Regions from separate parts of the Homo sapiens genome. Here regions 2 and 3 are each linked to region 1. Evidence: read pairs that join two places in POLR2A ChIA-PET (ENCODE). Cell type or tissue: OCI-LY7. All regions are shown on one strand.

Region 1 (4,000 bases):
GAAATGTTACCAATACGTAGAAATGATAAGCATGCAAGGTGATGACACCCCAAATTCCCTGACTTGATTGTTACACAATCTGTATGTGTAAAAAATACTCACATGTACCCCATAAATATGTAAAATATTATGTATCAATGAAAGAAAAATAATAAAAATAGAATAAAAAATTTTTTAATAAGAGTGTAAGGCTATCCTCTCTGCATAGAATGCTGTCTCCTGTTAGCCCACAATGCTCCCCGCCCACAATCCTTAAAATCTTAGATGAAATGTTATTCCCTGAGGACCTTCACACCCAGCTTCTTCTACTATTAGGTTTTCGGGCACACCCTATATCTACTTCTTTTGTGCATCAACATCACGTTTGTAAAAATTCTTTAATTTTGGCTTACTCCCTTGCTGTTTATCTAGCTCCAAAGAGCAGGAACTGTTTGTCTTGTTTTTGCTCTTTTCCCCAACTCATGGCTCATAATGGGTGCTCAGTAAATATGTGTTGAATGAATGACAGTATAGTTGGTATAAATCATGCTTATTTAGTATGTAAGATATAATATGTTTTCTTTTGCTAATTTTCGTATACATCATCTTTCAAAATAGTAGTTGTGGCTTTTTGCCTCCTTCTTTTAAAAATGACTACATACCTTCTGTTTGCATGTATTGAAGGGATCTGGTGTCTGGGTATCCAGATGTTATTTCTGATTTTTTTTTCTTCACTTTAACTTATGCATGGCAGCTATTATTTTGCTATTTCCCAGGCTTATAATTCCAGAACCCTCAGCAGGAATAAGCAGACAGTAATGAATTTCTATGTCAACTTCACAATATGTTTCATTTTTGTTGGTACAGAAAACAACACCTGAGACTGCTTGAAAAGTACAGGTTTATAGTGTGAGCTTTTAGGAATCATGTTATCCAAGTCTCCCTTATTTTATATCTGAAGAAACCAGTGGCACAGAGAATGTATCTGGTGTTGCCCAAAGTAAAATGACTAGTCTGGTTTGTGTTTACGTAGGGTTAAGAACATAGTCACTTGCTTCTGTGTTAGTACTCTTGCTGCTACAAAATCCTTGTATTTGTCAGAAAGTCAGTCTTTCTTTTTACCAAAACTATGTTGTGCATATTGAACATTCAGGAGTGACTATTCCATAAAATATGTATTTTATGCTCTCTCAGGCAGTGGTGATAACAGGTACACAACATTTGACAGCACAGAGTAATTTATCCTACATGACTCAGGTGGAGGAGGCACTCAAATTAAAGGATGCCATGTGATGCATTTCAAAGGGGTGAAGTGATTTGGCCAAAGGCTCTGCCATAGTAAAATTGGTCACCATGCCTCTGCCTACCCCTGCAAAAGGCATTGGCTTTGAAATAAATATCCCCATATAATAAACTCAGCAACTTATCAGATAAGTTAATGTGGAGTGCCAAAATAAAGAGAAGTTTTATTCTTCCGGAGTGCTATTCTTACCCTTTGCACTGGTGTAAAATGCCCCCACCCCTCTGCTTTCACAAAAACAGCTTGGAAACTGGAATGGCAACTTGAACACCACTTACTTTAACCAGTTAACAAAAGCTTTGTTTATTTTATGTTTCCTTTTAATAGCAAAAGTTAAAAGTGTCTCAGCTTTTAAAAGTACTCATACATATGTTTTGCAAAGGAGTATCCTTTGCTCTCTTTAGGAACACAAATATTCCAAAATACTTATATCAGTATTTTAAAATGGAATCGTATTATAAAGTATAACTTTACTTTTATATAAAATTATTTTTAGTAAAAACAAATTAGCAAAACTGCTCAGTGAATGATTCCCGAGAGACCATATCCCATGAAGCCCCATTTTCCTGCTACAGGGTTCCTGGGCCATAAAGGTGGACCTGGAACAGGATAAAACAACCATTGTGCTACAGTCTACCCTCATCATTCAGCCTTTTAGTGAAAAAGACAAGCAGCCGTCAGGGTGATTCAGACCCTTCACCAGGACTGTGACTAAGCTATGAGAAAGATGCTCTCCCCTTCCTTTCTGTTTGTAATGCTGGCAAGTTTCAAATCCGAAACAGTTTGTAGTCATGGTCCCAGTCTTGTGGAAACAGAGCTTGCTGATGCAAATGATGCCAACAGTTTCTCATAGTGGGCAAAGTAAGTATGAATTGCATTTGCTAAGTGATATTCCAGGGATGTCCTTCAGGCAGTGGTCATAAAACTACAGTGTACTTAAGAATTCCCTGGGGGTTTGTTTAAAAATGCAGATTCTTGATCTCTACCCCAGACTGAGTCAGCCTCTCTAGGGGTCCAGGAATCTGTATTTCACACAAATATCTCAGCTGAGTTTAATGCTTTTGGGTGCTGTTGAATTGATAAGAGCCTATTCTTCAACTTGGCAGCTGAGGATGTGATGCTGGCTTGCATTTAGGCACAAGTGAGGTTTAGGTTTATTGCAATGAAAAAGTTATATTGCAGTTCGGGTTGGAAAGATGCTTCCTGGTTGGGTGCAGTGGCTCACGTCTGTAATCACAGCACTTTGGGAGGCTGAGGCAGGCAGGCAGGCAGATCACTTGAGGTTAGGCACTTGAGATCAGCCTGGCCAACATGGTGAAACCCTGTCTCTACCAAAACAAAAACAAAAACAAAAAATAATTGCTTCTGAAGGCCAAATATGGGGCTGCGTTTATTAGGGCAAATCATTTGTTAAAAAGAAACATTCTTTCCTGAAGATATGATTTTGGGGATGGTTGTTGTAGTGGTCGCTGAAATCAATGGTTCTGTGTTCATACACCTGCCAGCCCATGTTCTCCAGAGCTGCTGTTTAGTACTGTCCTTGGCTTCCTTCTTGCAGCCTCTTTTTCTGTTTTCAACCAACTGTAAAAAGTGAACTACAGCCAACTGTAGGCCTGAACAACTGGAGAGGAGAGGAATAGGCAGTGATGTCTGTATCAATCGTCTATCCAGTTATTTTTTGGTTTTCTTTGGTTATCAATATAGGTTATCCCCCTCTAATTATTTTCCATGTATTGTCTCTTGATTCAAGATAAGGAATGAATGAAGCCCTGGGAATAGAAAGTGTGACCTTCTCCCAGCAGTTTCTTCCCAGGACTTGCCCTCTCCCGGTACTTTTTGCCACTAGATTTTTCTGTTTCTGAAACAGGGTAGAATTACTCGCTAATTAAAATACCTTTGCTAGTGTTTCTCTTCCTTAACCCCAGTTGATTTACACAGAGTTTTTATGGACCGTATTATATTCTCACTAGTGCCTTTCTCTAGGAAGGGACTAATGGGGTTCATAGATATTCTTGTTTGTTTCTTGCAAGTAAGCAGTGCCCTGAAATAGGTGAGGAAGTAGCAATTTATAAAGATGTGGGCTAGTGTCTACACAGTAAAAATCTGGACCAGGTGTGGTGATAGTCACTGTAGTAGAAATTTTGGTGGGGGCAATAACGATGATGTGGCAAAAACTGTCAAGCAGGGCTTTAAAGGTTTTAGCTATATTAATTCATTCAGTTTACAACACCCCCATCAGGTAATGTTGATTATAATTCCCATTTTAAAGATGAGGAAATTGGACCACAGAGAGATTAATTGGCTTAAACTAGTAAATTGTAGAGGCAGATTTTGAAACCAGGTAACCTGCTACCACATTCCATGCCCTCAACCCCACTACCCCACTATGTTATTCTGCTCTCCTACCAAATTAGCAGTTCACAGCACCTGACCAAAAGCCCCTGCTTAAGGAAGAATGGTGGAATTTGAGGAGGACTGGGTCTGTTTTCTTGGTGGTATGAACAGGGGCCAGGAGGTGGGAAAGTGCAAAGCTTGTGGAGGAAATGATGTTCCTGAGACTCCAACTGCAGGTGCAAACCGAGGAGCTGTTGTTAGTTAAAGACTGGAACAGTAGGTTGCGTTCTTCTTCTGAATCGTAGTCATTGAGTGCAGACCGACTGCTACTGGTATAGCTCCATGGTCTTCAAATCTTGTGCTGATTGCATACGTTGTCATTATAAC
Region 2 (4,000 bases), 560 kb before region 1:
GCAGGGGGGATGCGGGGGAGCTCTGCCTAACTCATGTTAATATCAGGGTTCCCGACATGCTACCCCAAAATAATGGCACCTTGAAAATTCAGAAAACTGCAGACTCAAGGTCATTCTCTGACCTTGTCTAACCTTTCTGTGTGAAAGTTGGCCATAAAATAATGCTTTGTCCTATCTCCCCTGAAAGTAGGTCGCAAGACCCCCATGTGACAGGTGTCCTTCCCTGCTTCTGGAGGAAAGGAATAAAGACACAGAGACACCAAGAATAATCTGAACAAGTAGGCCTTGCTAAGTCCCCCCTCAGTTTATTAACAATACTTCATATCCCCTTTTTGTCCAATATGCTTTTACATGACTGTCCATTTTTCAATAAACCTAAGCGTAAAAATAGACAGTTTCCCTGGGTCTTTGGATCTTCATTTCTAAATCGTCTTGTCTCTCATAAAAAAAATTGTTTCTAAAATTAGTTATGGTTTTCTCTTGTTAATCTTCTTTTATTATAGGGGTATTAGCCATGAACCTTGTAATGGGTGAGAAAAAGACACTACTTTTTCTTTCTCACAATAATGACCCTTCTCCTTTATGCAAACACAACCAGAGGGTCCTACACTCTTCACCGCCAGCCACAGTTAGAATGCTCTCATCAATGGATTGATGGCCCAGGGATACACAAGGGCTGTGCTGAGGCTCAGAAAACAATACCCCAAAATGACGGCCACAGAAGCAGCCTCAGAAGCAAAACTTTCTCTGACTTCCTCCTGCCCCTCTCTCTTTGACCCTTATTCTCTAGAATCTCTCTTCCCAAGGCAGGCCATAGAAACCAGAAATCCTTTCCCCAATGACAACCATAAAACCTAATCATATTAATTCAACCTTCTCCTTGTCTTTCTGCATAAAAACTGGCCATAAAGAAATTATTTTACCTGTTTTATCTAAAAGTAGATTATAACTCCATTCAGAGAGGGCCCTGCCCCATTCCCAGAGTAAGGAATGTTGCACAAAAAAGCCCAGAAGAATCTAGACAGACAGGCCTTGCTAGGCTTCCTCACTCAGTCTATTAGCATTAGATCATGCCCTTTTTATCCAGTCATTTTTCTACATAGCTGTCCAATTCTTCATTAACCTAAGCATAGAAATGGTGTCTTTGGCCCTTCAATCTGAAGGCTCCCATGACACATAAAACTATGATAAAATTAATTTGTATGCCTTTTCACCTATTAATCTATCTGCCTTTTGTCAATTGATTTTCACGGAACCTTCAGAGGTCAAAGGGCAAGATTTCCCCTGGCCCCTACAGCTGCCCACCCAACATCTTCTACCAGGTGCTACCTGGACTCCCTCTGCGAGAAACTCCACATTGGCTCTATCCAATACAGACTTCAGTGAGCCTCCAGCCTGGGTTTACTTTTCTCTTTCGGTATCAAGCACTTGTCTGAGCTGGACGTATTTAATCCTCACAACCACTCTCAGGCATAAATGCAGCCAGGCCTAGAGTTAAGAAGAGAATACACAGACAACACACAGCAGCTGCTGAATAAGCACCAGCTCCATTCCCTCCACAAACAGGTGAACATGTCTATTATCGGTTTTCTGCAGGAGCTTCCTGTCTCTGAAGCAGTTTCTGGCACTTCTTTAAAGTTAAACCAAAAACCCTTCATACCATTAAAACTTACAACTAAATGCAGTTTTATTTCATCATAGATAAACAGGGACTGTACAATGACTGCACAGGGACTGTACAGTGAACCGGATGGTGCAAAAATAACAATAAGAATGATGCAACAAGTGAAAAGGGAACTAAATGTGAGTTGACAAATTGGATTTGAAGAATGGAGCGGGGATTCCTCTCTTGCCTGGCACGTGCCTGAGGAGAGTGCAGCTTATCTTCACAGAGCACAGGATCCTTTTTCTGGCTTCCTGAAAGATGCCTGTGTTATTCTGGTGAAAGCTTTTAGCTCCTCAAATGGTAGACAGAACCAAGAAACCAGGAAAGTAAAGTGTGCCATTGTAGACAGCTGGTGTGTGTGTGCCAGGTAGCAGTGCTTCTGTCTATACCCTGGGATCTTTGCTGCAACATGCTTGCTTCAGTCACCAAGTGAATGGCTATTTCTGCCTCTCCATTGTGAGTAGTTGAGCTGGCATTAAAATGTTCCCTGGCCAGTTTTCTTGAAATTAACTCACTTTCCTGCAGAACTAGCACATTAGGGAATAATCCTCCAATCAGTTTCAAATAGGAGAGCTAACGTTTAAGTACCCTTAGTTAAGTGCCAGGAATCATTCTGAGTGTGTTATATAAATTAAACAATTAATCCTTGCCACAATTTTACGAGGTAGGACTATGGTTATCTTAATTTTACAGGTAAAGGAACTGGGCACACAGAGTTCTATTTCCTTTTCCTGTGTTAAGACATCCAAAAATAGTATTCTGCTCCTTGAAATAAAAAATATGATATGGAATATGAAAGGAAAATCTTCAGGGAAATAGCATAAATAAAAAACAATCACAACTTCTGGAAATCAAGGACACACTTAGAGAAATGCAGTTTTAGCAATAGAATTGAACAAGCAACAGAAAGAACTTCAGAGCTCTAAGACAAGGTTTTTGAAGTAACCCAATCCAACTAAGGCAAATAAATAAGAATTTTAAAAAAGAACAAAGTTTCCAAGAAGTTTGGTATTATGTTAAATGACCAAACCTTAGAATAATTGGTGTTCTTGAGGAAGAAGAGAAATCTAAAAGTTTGGAAAACATATTTGAAAATACAGTTGAGGAAAACTTCCCTGACCTTGGTAGAAACCTAGACATCCAAATACAAGAAGCTCAAAGAACACCTGACAAATTCATCTCAAAAAGATCATCATCTAGGCTCATAGTCACCAGGTTATCTAAAGTCAAGATGAAGAAAGAAGCTTAAGAGCTGTGAGGCAAAAGCATCAAGTAACCTGTAAAGAAGAAACCTATGAGAGTAACGACAGATTTCCCAGCAGAAACTCTACAAGCTAGAAGGGATTGGGGTCATATTTTAAGCCTCCTTAAAAAAAAAACAACTATCAGCCAAGAATTTTGTATCCACCAAAACTAAACTTCATCAATGAAGGAAAGATAGTCTTTTCCACATAAACAAATGCTGAGAGAATTCACCACTACTAAGCCAGCACTACAAGATCTGCTAAAAAGAGCTCTAAATCTTGAAACAAATCCTTGAAACACCAAGCTAAAACCTCCTTAAAGCATAAATCTCACAGGAACTATATAACAGTAACACAATGAAAAAAAAAGGTATTTAAGCGACAAACAGGCTGATGAATAGAATAGTCCCTTACACCTCAGTACTAATATTAGAATGGCAAAATGGATAGGAATTCACCAATCAAGTTTCTGCTGTCTTCAGGAGATTCACCTAACACATAAGGACTCACATAAACTTCAGGTAAAGGGGTGGAAAAAGATATTCCGTGCAAATAGACACCAAAAGTGAGCAGAAGTAGCTATTCTTACATCACACAAAACAAGCTTTAAAGCAACAGCAGATAAAAAAGACAAAAAGGGAAATTATATAATGGTAAAAAGACTAGTCCAACAGGAAAATATCAGAATCCTAAATATATATGCACCTAAAACTAGAGTTCCCAAATTTATAAAACAATTACTACTAGACCTAAGAAATGAGATAAATGACAACACAATAATAGTGGGGGACTTTAATACTCCACTGACAGCACAAGACAGGTCACCAAGACAGAAAGTCAACAAAGAAAAAATGGACTTAAACTATAGCCTAGAATAAATGGACTTAACAGATATTTATAGAATACAGGATAGAATGCTATCCAACAACTGCAGAATATACATTCTTTTCATCAGCACATGGAACATTCTCCAAGATAGACCATATGATAAGTCATAAAACAAGTCTCAGTAAATTTAAGAAAATTGAGATTACATCAAGTACTCTATCGGACCATAGTGGAATAAAATTAGAAATCAACAGCAAAAGGT
Region 3 (4,000 bases), 82 kb before region 1:
CCATTTAACCACCATCCAGATGAAGATACTTCTCAAGATTCTCTGTGTTCTTTCTCAATCAAGCACTATTTCTCCTGTTTAGATAGTTGTTTAAGCCTTTTCAATGGACACTGACCATCTTTCAGTTTCTTTATCTCTCTGTTTCTGACTGCCTGCTTGTCTCTCCACCTCTCTTTCTCTCTCTCTCTCTCTCCTGTGTGTGTGCGTGTGTGTGTGTGTGTGTGTGTGTATTTTTCCCTTGTCCCTGGGGCTTCATTTTACTTCTGTTCTCTCTCTTCCTTTTTGGCTGATAAATCCTTCTGTAACCCAGATCTCAGCTGAGATATCACCTTTATCAAGAAACCCTGTCAGTTGCTGGTATGGGGATTTGCCTAAATAACCTTGTTATGGTTATCTTAGCTTGGGAAAAGGAGAAATAAAACATGTTGAACATGTTTTGATGTAGAACATAGAATATATTTGTTTTGGGTAAACGAATTGGAGATAGTATTTTACTTGTAGGTGAGACCTGGTCACCAAAATATTTTCATTCCTAGTATTAGTTTAAACATTGCTGCTGTAAGTTAGCTATCACAGCAAATCAATAATATTTAAGTCATAGCTCCTTTCAGTGGATCTCACTAGTAAATAAGCCATTGAAAAGTATGACCATATTTATTTTTAGTGAACTAATGTTTTATAATATACATCTAGTAAAGTATACATAACTTAGTGAGTAGTCTGATGAATTCTGATGACTGTATACCTCTGGGTAACCAATATCCCAACTGGTTTCCAAAGTAGAACTTTTCCAGCACCCCAAATAATTCCTTTGTGCCTTTTTGGTCAATTCCTCTAAAATGCAGTTACTGTTCTAATTTCTACCACAATTCATTGGTTTCGCATGTGTTGGAATGCCATGTAAGTAGAATCAGATAGTATATGTATATTCATGTATTTTGCTTCTTTTGCTCAACATAACGTTTTTCAGATTCATTTATGTTGTTGCATATATGAGTAGTTCATTCTTATTTTATTACTGAACAGTATTCCAATGTAGTATATGTGGCACAATTTATCCATTTTACCAATTTTCATATTGGTGGACATACGGACTATTCCCTATTTTGGCCTATAACAAATAAATCTACTATGAACATTCTTACGTAAGTCTTTTTGTGAAGATATGTCTTTATGTTTCATAAACACCTAGAAGTTGAATCCAGATGGATCATAGAATAGGTATATTTTTATCTTTATTAGAAACTGTTAAACAGTTTATCAAAGATTGGTATTATTTTATACTCCAACTAGAAATGTATGCAAATTCTACTTGTTCCACATCCACATCAAAATCTAGTGTGTCAATCTTTTTAATGTTTGTCCTTTTAGAAGTGTGAAATGATTTCTCATTGCAGTTTTCACTTGCATTTCCCTAATGATTAAAAATGCTGAGCACCTTTTCTACATGTCTGTCCTGGAATCTTTAAAGTGTGGCTCTTGTTCTCATTCTTACAAAATGGTGCTGGAGCTCTAGCTGTCACTGCGCCGTAGGCAGAAGGAGGAACAAAGGGTCCAGATCTTACAGTCATGTATCTGCTGAGTCTTTCTCAGAAGCCTCACCCATGGGCTTCTCTTTCTATCTCATTGGTCAAAATTATGTCACATGCCTAACCAATCTGCCAGGAAGGCTGGGTAAAGCAATTTTTTAAGCAGATCTTCCAGGTTTCTATTACTGTGAAACAAACCAACTCAAAAGTTAATGGCTTAGAATGAAAATGTGTTTTTCTCACAAATAGGCCATTTGGGCAAAGCTTAGCAGAGACAGCTTGTCTCTGCTTCACTTGGCATCAGCCTAGAGGCAATTGTTGCTGGCTGCCGGCCAAGAAGACTCACACAGTTGGAACTGTGGTTAGAACACCTACACATGAGCTTTTCATGTGGGTTCTTGGATTCCCACACCACGATAGCTGAGTCCCAAGGGTGAGGGTCCCAAGAGAGACTGAGGTAGAAACCATATCGCCTTTTATGACCTGGAAGTCACACATTATCACTTGTGCTGTATTCTATTCATTGTGGAAAATACAAAGGTCTGCCTGGTTAAAGGGGAAGAGAAGTCGATTTTACAACTTGATCTGGGGGTGGCGAGGTATGGAAGAGCAAGTGGACCAAAATATTGCTGTGGGCTGGGCCCAGTGGCTCACGCCTATAATCCCAGCTCTTTGGGAGGCCGAGGCAGGTGGATCATTTGAGGTCAGGAATTTGAGACCAGCCTGGCCAACATGGTGAAACCCCGTCTCTACTGAAAAAATACAAAAATTAGCCAGATGTAGTGGCGCATGCCTGTAATCCCAACTACTTCAGGAGGCTGAGGCGGGAGAATAGCTTGAACCTGGGAGGCGGAGGTTGCAGTGAGCCGAGATCGTGCCACTGCACCCCAGCCTGAGCGACAAGACTGAGATTCCATCTCAAAAACAAAAAAAACAAAAAACAAAATATTACTGTGGCCATTTTGGGGAAATACAATCTGCTACAATTGGGCATGTTGCTTACCCCTAACTAAGCTGGGATTCTCTTCACAAGAAAGATGTGGCGAATAAATATTGGGTAGGCAAGCTGAGTTTCTGTCATGTTCTTTACACATATAACATTATAATTGTTTGCTTTCCACTAGACTGTAAACTCCATAAAGACAGCAGCCAGATTTGTCCATCTGTCTTTATTAATTATTGGTTCCTTAGGGCCTAAGGAAAAAAAAATAGGCATTCAAGAAATATTTCTCAATGAACAAGTATTAAACTAAATAAAACCATATATAGAATATCAGTTTTAGAAAATAAACTGTGATGAAACATTAGGAAAGAATGTAAAAATTGAAATTTTAAGTCAATAACCTGCCAGCCTGGAGCTGGGAGCTGTGGCTCACACCTGTAATCTCAGCACTTTGGGAGGCTGGGACAGGTAGATCGCTTGAGCTCAGGAGTTTGGGACCAGCCTGGGCAACGTGGCAAAACCCTGTCTTTACAAAAAATACAAAAATTTGTCAGGTGTGGTGGTGCATGGCTGTAGTCCCAGCTACTCAGGAGGCTGAGTTGGGAGGATCACTTGAGCCCAGGAGGTTGACGCTGCAGTGAGCCATGATTATGTCACTGTACATCAGCCTGGGTGACATAGTGAGACCCTATGACAATAAATAAGTAAATAAATAAATAAAAACCTATCAGGCTGGGCAACATAGTAAGACCCTATCTCTACAAAAATCTTTTTAAAAAATTAGCTGAGTGTGGTGGCATGCACCTGCAGTGGCAGCTATTTGGGAGGCTGAGGTGGGAGGATCACTTGAGCCCAGGAGTTCAAGGCTGCAGTGAGCCATGATCACAGCACTGCATTCCAGCCTGGGGGATAGAGTGAGATTGTCTCTAAAAAAAAGTCAATAACCTGCAGAAAGCCCAATAAACATATATGCTAAGGATTAAAACAAATCTCATTCTACTTTTTAAAATAAAAAACAAAATAAAGTGCTATTTAGTGAGGCAATCAGAGACCAAAAGCCAGTCCTTATGACTTTTCTATACATTACTTTACATTGGTTTAGAATATCCAGCCATTGACCATTATTTGCTATTGTTGGAGACAGTTTGGAAAATGCATGCTCCCTGATCCTTACTGGATCAGTATTGAGGTCAAGAATTTGTTCATTCTGTGAACTATCTCTTCTTCATCCTTAAGTACATTTTTAGCTTACATAGTTTAAAATCTTTATTTTCTCTTTTTATTTATTTATTGATTTATTTATTATTTATTTATTGCTTTTTAGTTTTAGAGACAAGGTCTCATTCAGTTACCCAGGCTGGAGTGCAGTGGCACTATCATAGCCCACTGTAACCTCAAACTCCTGGACTCAAGCAATCCTCCCACTTCAGCTTCCCGAGTACCTGGGACTACACGTGCACACCACCATGCCCAGCTAATTAAAAGAAAAAAAATTCCTTGTAGAGACGGGGTTTCTCTGTGTTTCCCA

The links. ChIA-PET counts read pairs that join two places held together with the same protein. Peaks named below come from ENCODE experiments on the same cell type or tissue, not always from the same donor. Only the 100,000 strongest peaks of a DNase experiment are listed, where the experiment ranks them.
Region 2: POLR2A ChIA-PET joins it to region 1 with 5 read pairs; 2 of 35 experiments call an interaction of 5 or more read pairs at or near these places.
Region 3: POLR2A ChIA-PET joins it to region 1 with 6 read pairs; 17 of 35 experiments call an interaction of 5 or more read pairs at or near these places.

What each region holds. Positions count from the first base shown.
Region 1 is chr9:20,556,925-20,560,924 of GRCh38, reverse strand. The region is part of intron 2 of MLLT3 (MLLT3 super elongation complex subunit); the gene reads left to right. Among named protein-coding and RNA genes, the nearest start is that of MIR4474, 57 kb to the right of the region's middle. In OCI-LY7, no CTCF peak of the experiment used is centred here; no DNase peak of the experiment used is centred here.
Region 2 is chr9:21,117,062-21,121,061 of GRCh38, reverse strand. No RefSeq gene overlaps it. Among named protein-coding and RNA genes, the nearest start is that of IFNW1, 23 kb to the left of the region's middle. RefSeq lists an enhancer at 1,812-2,071. In OCI-LY7, no CTCF peak of the experiment used is centred here; a DNase peak (open chromatin) is centred at 1,791.
Region 3 is chr9:20,638,497-20,642,496 of GRCh38, reverse strand. No RefSeq gene overlaps it. Among named protein-coding and RNA genes, the nearest start is that of MLLT3, 18 kb to the right of the region's middle. In OCI-LY7, no CTCF peak of the experiment used is centred here; a DNase peak (open chromatin) is centred at 1,896.